Linked DNA regions of Homo sapiens: region 2 is linked to region 1. Evidence: chromatin loops called from intact Hi-C (ENCODE). Cell type or tissue: dorsolateral prefrontal cortex. All regions are shown on one strand. Each heading gives the region's core, and the rest is flanking DNA. Links, peaks and the distances in the headings are about the cores only. Region 1 overlaps SLITRK2 (SLIT and NTRK like family member 2). Region 2 has its middle 140 kb from the start of SLITRK2.

What was found. Peaks named below come from ENCODE experiments on the same cell type or tissue, not always from the same donor. Only the 100,000 strongest peaks of a DNase experiment are listed, where the experiment ranks them.
Region 2: a loop joins it to region 1, with 2.6 times the contacts of the local background. A loop is called at or near these places in 1 of 110 quality-filtered maps.

What each region holds. Positions count from the first base shown.
Region 1 is chrX:145,823,676-145,828,074 of GRCh38, forward strand. It overlaps SLITRK2 (SLIT and NTRK like family member 2), which reads left to right. Exons shown (of 5, transcript NM_032539.5): 5 at 1-4,399. The coding sequence ends at 1,288. Among named protein-coding and RNA genes, the nearest start is that of SLITRK2, 8.0 kb to the left of the region's middle. In dorsolateral prefrontal cortex, for the core only: a CTCF peak has its summit at 2,395 (motif pointing right); a DNase peak (open chromatin) is centred at 2,411; H3K4me3 peaks cover 3,587 bases; H3K27ac peaks cover 3,730 bases; H3K27me3 peaks cover 2,359 bases.
Region 2 is chrX:145,672,859-145,677,257 of GRCh38, forward strand. No RefSeq gene overlaps it. Among named protein-coding and RNA genes, the nearest start is that of SLITRK2, 140 kb to the right of the region's middle. In dorsolateral prefrontal cortex, for the core only: no CTCF peak of the experiment used is centred there; no DNase peak of the experiment used is centred there; H3K27me3 peaks cover 3,870 bases.

The DNA of each region.
Region 1 (4,399 bases), core at 86-4,085:
TGCCTTTACAAACCTGACCAGTTTACGCAGACTTTATCTGAATGGCAATTACCTTGAAGTGCTGTACCCTTCTATGTTTGATGGACTGCAGAGCTTGCAATATCTCTATTTAGAGTATAATGTCATTAAGGAAATTAAGCCTCTGACCTTTGATGCTTTGATTAACCTACAGCTACTGTTTCTGAACAACAACCTTCTTCGGTCCTTACCTGATAATATATTTGGGGGGACGGCCCTAACCAGGCTGAATCTGAGAAACAACCATTTTTCTCACCTGCCCGTGAAAGGGGTTCTGGATCAGCTCCCGGCTTTCATCCAGATAGATCTGCAGGAGAACCCCTGGGACTGTACCTGTGACATCATGGGGCTGAAAGACTGGACAGAACATGCCAATTCCCCTGTCATCATTAATGAGGTGACTTGCGAATCTCCTGCTAAGCATGCAGGGGAGATACTAAAATTTCTGGGGAGGGAGGCTATCTGTCCAGACAGCCCAAACTTGTCAGATGGAACCGTCTTGTCAATGAATCACAATACAGACACACCTCGGTCGCTTAGTGTGTCTCCTAGTTCCTATCCTGAACTACACACTGAAGTTCCACTGTCTGTCTTAATTCTGGGATTGCTTGTTGTTTTCATCTTATCTGTCTGTTTTGGGGCTGGTTTATTCGTCTTTGTCTTGAAACGCCGAAAGGGAGTGCCGAGCGTTCCCAGGAATACCAACAACTTAGACGTAAGCTCCTTTCAATTACAGTATGGGTCTTACAACACTGAGACTCACGATAAAACAGACGGCCATGTCTACAACTATATCCCCCCACCTGTGGGTCAGATGTGCCAAAACCCCATCTACATGCAGAAGGAAGGAGACCCAGTAGCCTATTACCGAAACCTGCAAGAGTTCAGCTATAGCAACCTGGAGGAGAAAAAAGAAGAGCCAGCCACACCTGCTTACACAATAAGTGCCACTGAGCTGCTAGAAAAGCAGGCCACACCAAGAGAGCCTGAGCTGCTGTATCAAAATATTGCTGAGCGAGTCAAGGAACTTCCCAGCGCAGGCCTAGTCCACTATAACTTTTGTACCTTACCTAAAAGGCAGTTTGCCCCTTCCTATGAATCTCGACGCCAAAACCAAGACAGAATCAATAAAACCGTTTTATATGGAACTCCCAGGAAATGCTTTGTGGGGCAGTCAAAACCCAACCACCCTTTACTGCAAGCTAAGCCGCAATCAGAACCGGACTACCTCGAAGTTCTGGAAAAACAAACTGCAATCAGTCAGCTGTGAAGGGAAATCATTTACAACCCTAAGGCATCAGAGGATGCTGCTCCGAACTGTTGGAAACAAGGACATTAGCTTTTGTGTTTGTTTTTGTTCTCCCTTTCCCAGTGTTAATGGGGGACTTTGAAAATGTTTGGGAGATAGGATGAAGTCATGATTTTGCTTTTGCAAGTTTTCCTTTAAATTATTTCTCTCTCGCTCTCCTCCCCTCCTTTTTTTTTTTTTTTTTTTTTTCTTTTTCCCTTCTCTTCTTAGGAACCATCAGTGGACATGAATGTTTCTACAATGCATTTCTTCATAGATTTTGTTTATGGTTTTGTTTCTTTTTTCTTCTTTGTTTTTCAGTGTGGGAGTGGGAAGAGGAGATTATAGTGACTGAAGAAAGAATAGGCAAACTTTTCAAATGAAAATGGATATTTAGTGTATTTTGTAGAAGATCTCCAAAGATCTTTTGTGACTACAACTTCTTTTGTAAATAATGATATATGGTATTTCCATCGTCAGTTACCGAGTATAGCCACTGGGTATCACTACTTTGTGTTAAAGTGCCTTCGCACTTTAAGTACATTACTTAAATGTTGCTTTTAGCTTTGATAAATTGAAAATATTTTAATGTGTTGTATTTTTGAAATTGAAAACACTGTAAAATAGATTGATGTGTCAGCTATATTAAGTCAACGTACAGTTTGCTTGAGTTATAGAAACCAGCCTGTCATCAAATGATTCTAGTTCTAGGACTTTGTAGGCTTAACTATAAAATATTTCCTTTCCTCTGGGTTTAAGTGATTTTATTTAAGTCAACTAAGGGGATTTAACAGTGGACTAGAGGTAATAAGCCACCTCAGTCAGGATTAATAATTCATTAATAAAATATATTTAACCCAATATCAGAGTGAATTGAGCAATTAATGCCCTTCCATAAATCATTATTTTACACTAACATGGTGAGTGTTTTAGATTATTTTCCTAATTAAAAGAACGTGACACAGCTAGTAATATATTTTTCTGCATTGAATTAGATATTTTTATATATTTAAATGAAAAAGTCTGTATTTCTAACTTTTTAATTGAAATTAATATTTTTTCTGCCTATTGAAACATTTTCTATAAACACACACCAGTAGAGGCCGCCACACACCTCATTTAACAAAGACATATGAGCCATTAAAGACCTCGAAGGAAGACTTCATGGGTGAGATTAAAACTTCCCAAGTAAGTTCTCTGCAAAATTCAAGGTAGCAGAGATAAAAATGTATCCATTACTCTATTTATTTTAGATCACGGGTTAGACTCATAATCCTTCTCAAGTTTAACACTTTCTGACAAAACAGCATTTTCCTCTTGAGTTTAATTGAAGCATTAATGGGGTGCTATCAAATCAAGTACTATTTGCGTCTCCAAATCGATTAATAGTTACCTAAACCAAGACATTAAGCATCTTTTTCCTTCTGCCTTCTTTAGGCTTGTGTTACTTGAAGTTTTCCTTGTCAGCTTGAGCAAGACTTTCATTTTGGTGTTAGCATTAAAATGATTTTAATTAGCCAAGTCTATATAACATTTATGAAGCCTTATTAGACTGTAAATAATTTTAGATGCAAACGTGATTGTGTGATTTAAACAAACAGCCCTTCTTTACAACAAAAAATAGTTTTGTTTTGTCTATTGTAAATCCTTATGCAACTGGGATGGTGATCTGCATATAAAGTAGTTCAGCTTTTCAATTCCTTATTAAAGCAAGCGATGGCGTCTGAAAGAAGCACACTGTTTCCTTTTCATAAATAGGTTACTGCACATAATAATCCTTTATCGTCATGTGGAGATTGAAGTGGATACTGATAACTTACTTTTAAAGCTTTAAAATTACCAATAGTATATTGTCTGTCACTATAAACAATTCATGTGATAGGCTTTCAATTAGAAATTCCTTAAATCCAAATTATTTGGATTAATGATTACTGGTGTAAAATAGTTGTTTGTAAAAACAATAGAAGGTAATTGTGTGTATATAATAACGTAAAGGGCATTGAAGAGAAACATATCTTTAACAACATAAAATCTCTGAATATCTACAGTGGCAAGCTAACATGCTCATTCTTTGATTAGAGGTGATAATTCCTATTTCGATCCATTAGAAGAAAGTTGAAAATGGTGGGCTGAAATGATCTTCAAGAAAGTTAATGTACAGATATTTTACATTTCACAGAAGAGGAACTAGAATATTATGCTAGTTGAATGTGGAGAAGACTCCTGGAAACCACTTCATCTTTGAGTGAAGTATTTATATATAAAAGAGTTTCAAAAATCCTTTTCTGACTGCTCTCATTTGATGCAATGATAAATACAGAATACAGAGGTAGGTATTTTGGGAAGTGATTGTGAAGGCAAATTTGCATATATATTCTGTTAAGATCATTTTCAGGCTTAAATTATATGACTAGAGGCTCTTGATGCAGTGATTCCACTTCAGTGTTCATTTTTATTTTTCTGAAAGTAAAGATACTCCTGTAAAATGCCATTGTCCATAGAAAAAATATTAACTCATTAAGTTTAAAGACAGATGATACCTTAATATTAACTTACTTACACGATTTTAAAGACGCCTACTGAGAGAACTCAAATTTATAAACTCTGTTGCCTAATAATTATGGTTTAATTCTATATCCTCTTGCTTGTTACAGTTATACTTAATTTGCAGTAGATTTTTAAATGAAATTATTTGAATGTATTCCAGACTATTTTATTTAAAATCATCATACATCATATACTTTGAACCTTTATTTTCTAATGCAATCATAAACATTTTAAGTTTTATTAACTCACTAGCATCCCCACTGACTATATTCTGTTTTGCTTTATCTGCTCAAGCACTTTCGACCATATTTTATTTTAGGATTTTTATTTTTATCTTCCACAGCTGGATATTGCTATTTCACTTTTATTTCACATGCAGCTTTAAGACGTATGAGCATCAGCACAGCAAAATGGTTCCAGCCTACAGAATGCAGTCTCCCAGGGCCCTGCCAAGAACATATCTGTATGTCTGGCCCTACAAATGACAAATGGTAATTCCCTTCTATTTTAGCTCTTAATTAGTTGCTTTCACTATTTCCGAATATA
Region 2 (4,399 bases), core at 92-4,091, 150 kb before region 1:
GTGATTATCCTGCCTCAGCCTACCGAGTAGCTGGGATTATAGGCAGCCGCCACCACACCAGGCTGATTTTTGTATTTTTAGTAGAGACGGGGTTTCACTACATTGGCCAGGCTGGTCTCGAACTCCTGACCTCAGGTGATCCTCCTGCCTTGGCCTCCCAAAGTGCTAGGATTACAGGCATGAGCCACTGCGCCTGATCTCTCTTTCTTTTTACGAGAAAATGACTGGTTTTGTAGTACAGACTGTTTGGTTCATAAGGAAATAAGGTTAGAGGAGGCTAATGGCTTATCCAATGTAATAGAGCTAGTTTGTGGCAGAGATGGAAACATAACCCAGGTTTTCTGGCCCCCAATATATAATGTAAAAGCTGTTGCTACCTCCTCCCTTATTTGGATAGAAATCAGAGGGAGAGTGGGAGAGAGTTCATGAAGTGTGTAATAATACAGAGCATCATAGATTCTGCATTGTAAGAAAAGTTGAATATCTTATCTAGTATTTCCCAACAGTAGCTTCATATAAGACTCACCTGAGGCAACTGTGAAAATTAACATTTTCCTGGACCATCTACTGAATGAGACACTCCAGGTGAATCTGCATGCTTAATATGAATCTCTGCATGTTGTTATACAGCCACAGATTCTCATTCAGAAATCGCTTTATGTAGCCCAATTTTGTATTCCATGTGTGAAACCTCTCCACATAATTCATGCTTTTATCCTGTATGTGTTTAACTCTAACCTCTAAGCTTTAAACAGTTCATTCCCTTAAGTCATTTTTTTGTGTAAGGTTTGCACATTACAATGTGAAACAAGTTTCCAGAAACTAATGACTTACAGTATTAAATATATATATATACAAATTATGTTGGTATGATAAAAGAACTTTTGTTCTTGGGGACTTTATAGTCACTGTCTTCTTTGGGATGCAGGAAAGGATTATCAGAAAATTTGTGTGTGTGTGTGTGTATGTGTGTATGTGTGTGTGTGTGTGTACAGAATGGGAGAAAGGGTAGCCTCAAGAATATCCTCATTTCAGGGCTCTGGGAGGAGCTTGGAGTGCTCAGGGGATGCCCCGCTTTGGCACTAAGTGTGAAGGCAGGGAATGTCCCGCTGAAAGAAGCCAGCCGTGATCACTGGCAGGGAGAGCAATAAAAACAGAGACTTTGTTCTCAAAAGCTTGCTGAAAGTATAACATTGGACCATTGAGACAGCTCAGTCTCTCACACACACTCCCACTGGGCTTTGCCAAGGTGCAGGAAGGCCTTGCTCAGCCTAGCACACAGAGAATTGCTCCCTCTGAAAGGAACCAAGTAGCTCGCAGACAGTAATAAAGTTCTTGAAAGAGTGTGCCAAAGGAAAGTTTTTAATCTTTAATTTGTTTACAACTTAAATCCAGGGTTTATCAGCAAATATGATTTGGAGGCACTCAGGATTAAGTGGGTATTTTTTTTCTTTCAAAGTCATACGAAGCTCGAAGGATACCAGCAGCTCCAAGAATATCATTTTCTCTGGAATTCTTGACTCTGGAAAAGATATCAATGAAAGACATCATAGTTATAAAGCTGTAACCTATAGCCATGAAAGAAGGCTTCCAAAATACTCCTGGTGGTTAGGAGAGCTATGCACATGACCGTTGTGGCAAATAGTATGAATTTAACTCTGGAGTCCCTAAATCCCTAGTTTTCGAGATAGTCTAATTATTGAATAAATGAATGTATGATCTAATGAATGAATGGATGGAAAATAGTCACCTGCCTGATGATAGTGCCTGAAAAGCAACCAATAAGAAACAACACATCCAAAATCTTCACAAGGAGGAGAAATTATTGATTCTTTGATTTATTCATCAAAAGTTTACCAAGCACTTACTATGAACCAGATTCTGTGATGACCACTGGGAGTATCTGTCTCAGTAGTTCTCAGACTTGAATGTGCATCAGAAATACTTGAAGGGCTCATTAAAACAGATTGCTGGCCCCACCCCTAAAGTCTCTGACTTATTAAGTCTGGAGGGATGCTCAAGAGTATCCATTCCTAACAATTGCCCAAGAGATGCTGATAGGCAAGGGACCAGACTTCTAGAACGGCAGGTTGTTCATACGGGAAGGAACATGTAAATGTTTATAATGCATAGTAATAAGTGGTAAGTGCCATGAAGTGTGTTGGGAGAGCACAGAAGAGGGGCACTTTATTCAGCTTTGGGATGAGGGGACAAGGGGAAGAGGTCACCAAAGGCTTTCCAGAAGTGGTGACACCTCAGGTGAGTCTTGGAAGTTGAGTGAGAGTTCCCATCAGGGGAGGAAGAATTGAGAAGATACTCTGGATGGAAGAAATAGCATGTATGAAAACAGAGAGGTGAGAAGTAGCATGGTGATTTTAGAGAACTGCAAGTAATTTTTGGCAAGAGTTGGAGTGGATAACAAGTTTCCACTTATAACATCTAGTACAGGCTTGCCACAAAAGAGGCACTCAATAATGTGTAAATGAATGAAATGTTATAGCACTATGCTAGGGACTATGGGAACTCCAGGATAACATGTGGTCCTAGGCTCAACCCTCGAGAAGCTGTCAAAACTGTTTTGGGGAGGAGACATGGTGCTTTCAAAGTGAAGCAGTAATTCCCCAGAGACCACAATGTGGTAGACAGCAGCCAGGGAGGCTGCCTGGATCACAGTGATTTCTTCTCTCTTCTGGAAATGATACTTAGCCTAAGGTTTGCAGACAGAGTTTAGGTTAAGTGATTCTACCTCATGCCATCCCAGAGTTTTCTGGAGATAGGTATCTGAAGCAAGTAGGTAAATCAGAGTACTTCCCTACAATTATTTGAAATGAAATGGAGAAGAAAATCTGAAACCTCCTCTAGTGAACAGCCTGTGGGTATATAAACAGCACAGGAACTGTTTGTCACCATGTCTCCCAGAAGAAGCTGAGAGAAAGAAGGTTCTATGCCAATGGAAGCAAAGATGAGAGAGGGACAGAGCACTGGCAGCACTCTGAGTCTGAGTCTCTGATTCCAAATGTCCCTAAGGCCCAGCTGCCCTTGATCTTCCCACCTTTTCTTAGTAGATTAAATTCCTCAAGGGCCTTCCGGTAAATTTCCCTTTTGGCCTCAGCCAGATCAAATTGAATTTCTGTCACTTGCAATCAAATCAGCTGTGACTGCTATAGTCAGCAATCACTCAGGATTCAATGCATGAAAACGACACTGAAAGGACCTATAATCCATGTGCTAAACCTGTAGTAGAAGTGGCGTGGGTGCAGTGGGACTTGAGCTAGCATCGGGACACCTGGGCAGGACTCGGCCAAAGAAAAGTGAATGGAGGCCCTACCAAATAAAGAGAATAGCTTAAAAGAAAGTGCTGTGTTAGAAATAAACATGGTTTCCAATGCTGGGGGATAGGCCTGCCGGCTGGACAATGGCTTCTTTCTGGGGTAAGTATGAAGAAGCATCAGATATGAAGGAGCTTGCATGCTAGGCTCAGACGATTGGACTTTCACTTGAAAGTCTGGAAGGACAAACGGAAGAAAGTGGTGTTTTTCAAGAGCATGAATCTCATGACAGTTTTTTTTTTTTTTCCTGGGGAGAGTTCTCTCTCAGTCTCTCTTTCTTTCTGAGAAGAGGTGTTCTTACAGAGAATGCTCATCGCCAGACTTCTCAGGAATTGCTAGGAACTGGGTGTGGGCAGCAGGGCTCACCCTGAGACAGTTTACCCTAACCCAGAGGAGCCGAGAATGGCAGTGTGGAACATGGCCACAGAGAGCATAGCAGCCGCCAGGTGAGGTAGTGGGCAGAGCACTGGGCTGGGATTCAGAAGCTCTGTCCTTACACAAGTCACTTGCCTCATTGAACCACACTTTTCTAATCTGTAATATGGGAATAGTAATCCCCACTTTGTTTTTCTCACAGAGTGGCCATACAGAGAATTAAGATCATATGTATGTAAGAACTTTCTGCATTGCAAAGAATTGGCAAAAGGTTGTGAATACTGCAGCGTGATTTAACTGTTTATTTCAGAAAATCTGTGACAGAGCTTGCCTAAGTCATCACTAGTAGCGTACTTTTATTGGATGGGTGTGGTATTTCCCAAGCAGCCATCTCAGTTTAGGGAGACTGCTTTCCACTACATTTTCTGGGCAGGCCCATCTTTGTAAGGCTTTTCTCTTTTTTTAGATCAGACATGCTGCAATTACAAATTACTTTCAAGACATTTTAAATCAACTGGGAAAGTATGCACGTGCCCTGGTCCATGGAGACCACGTTTGCTCATCATGTTGTCTCCTCATTATTAATCCTGTCCCAAGATCCCTTTCTTTAAGCATCTCCTTCTCTTTTATGGGAGGGAGCCCTGTCTCACAACCAACAATACGTTTCCCGGAGCCATTCATCTTTTCTTTCACGC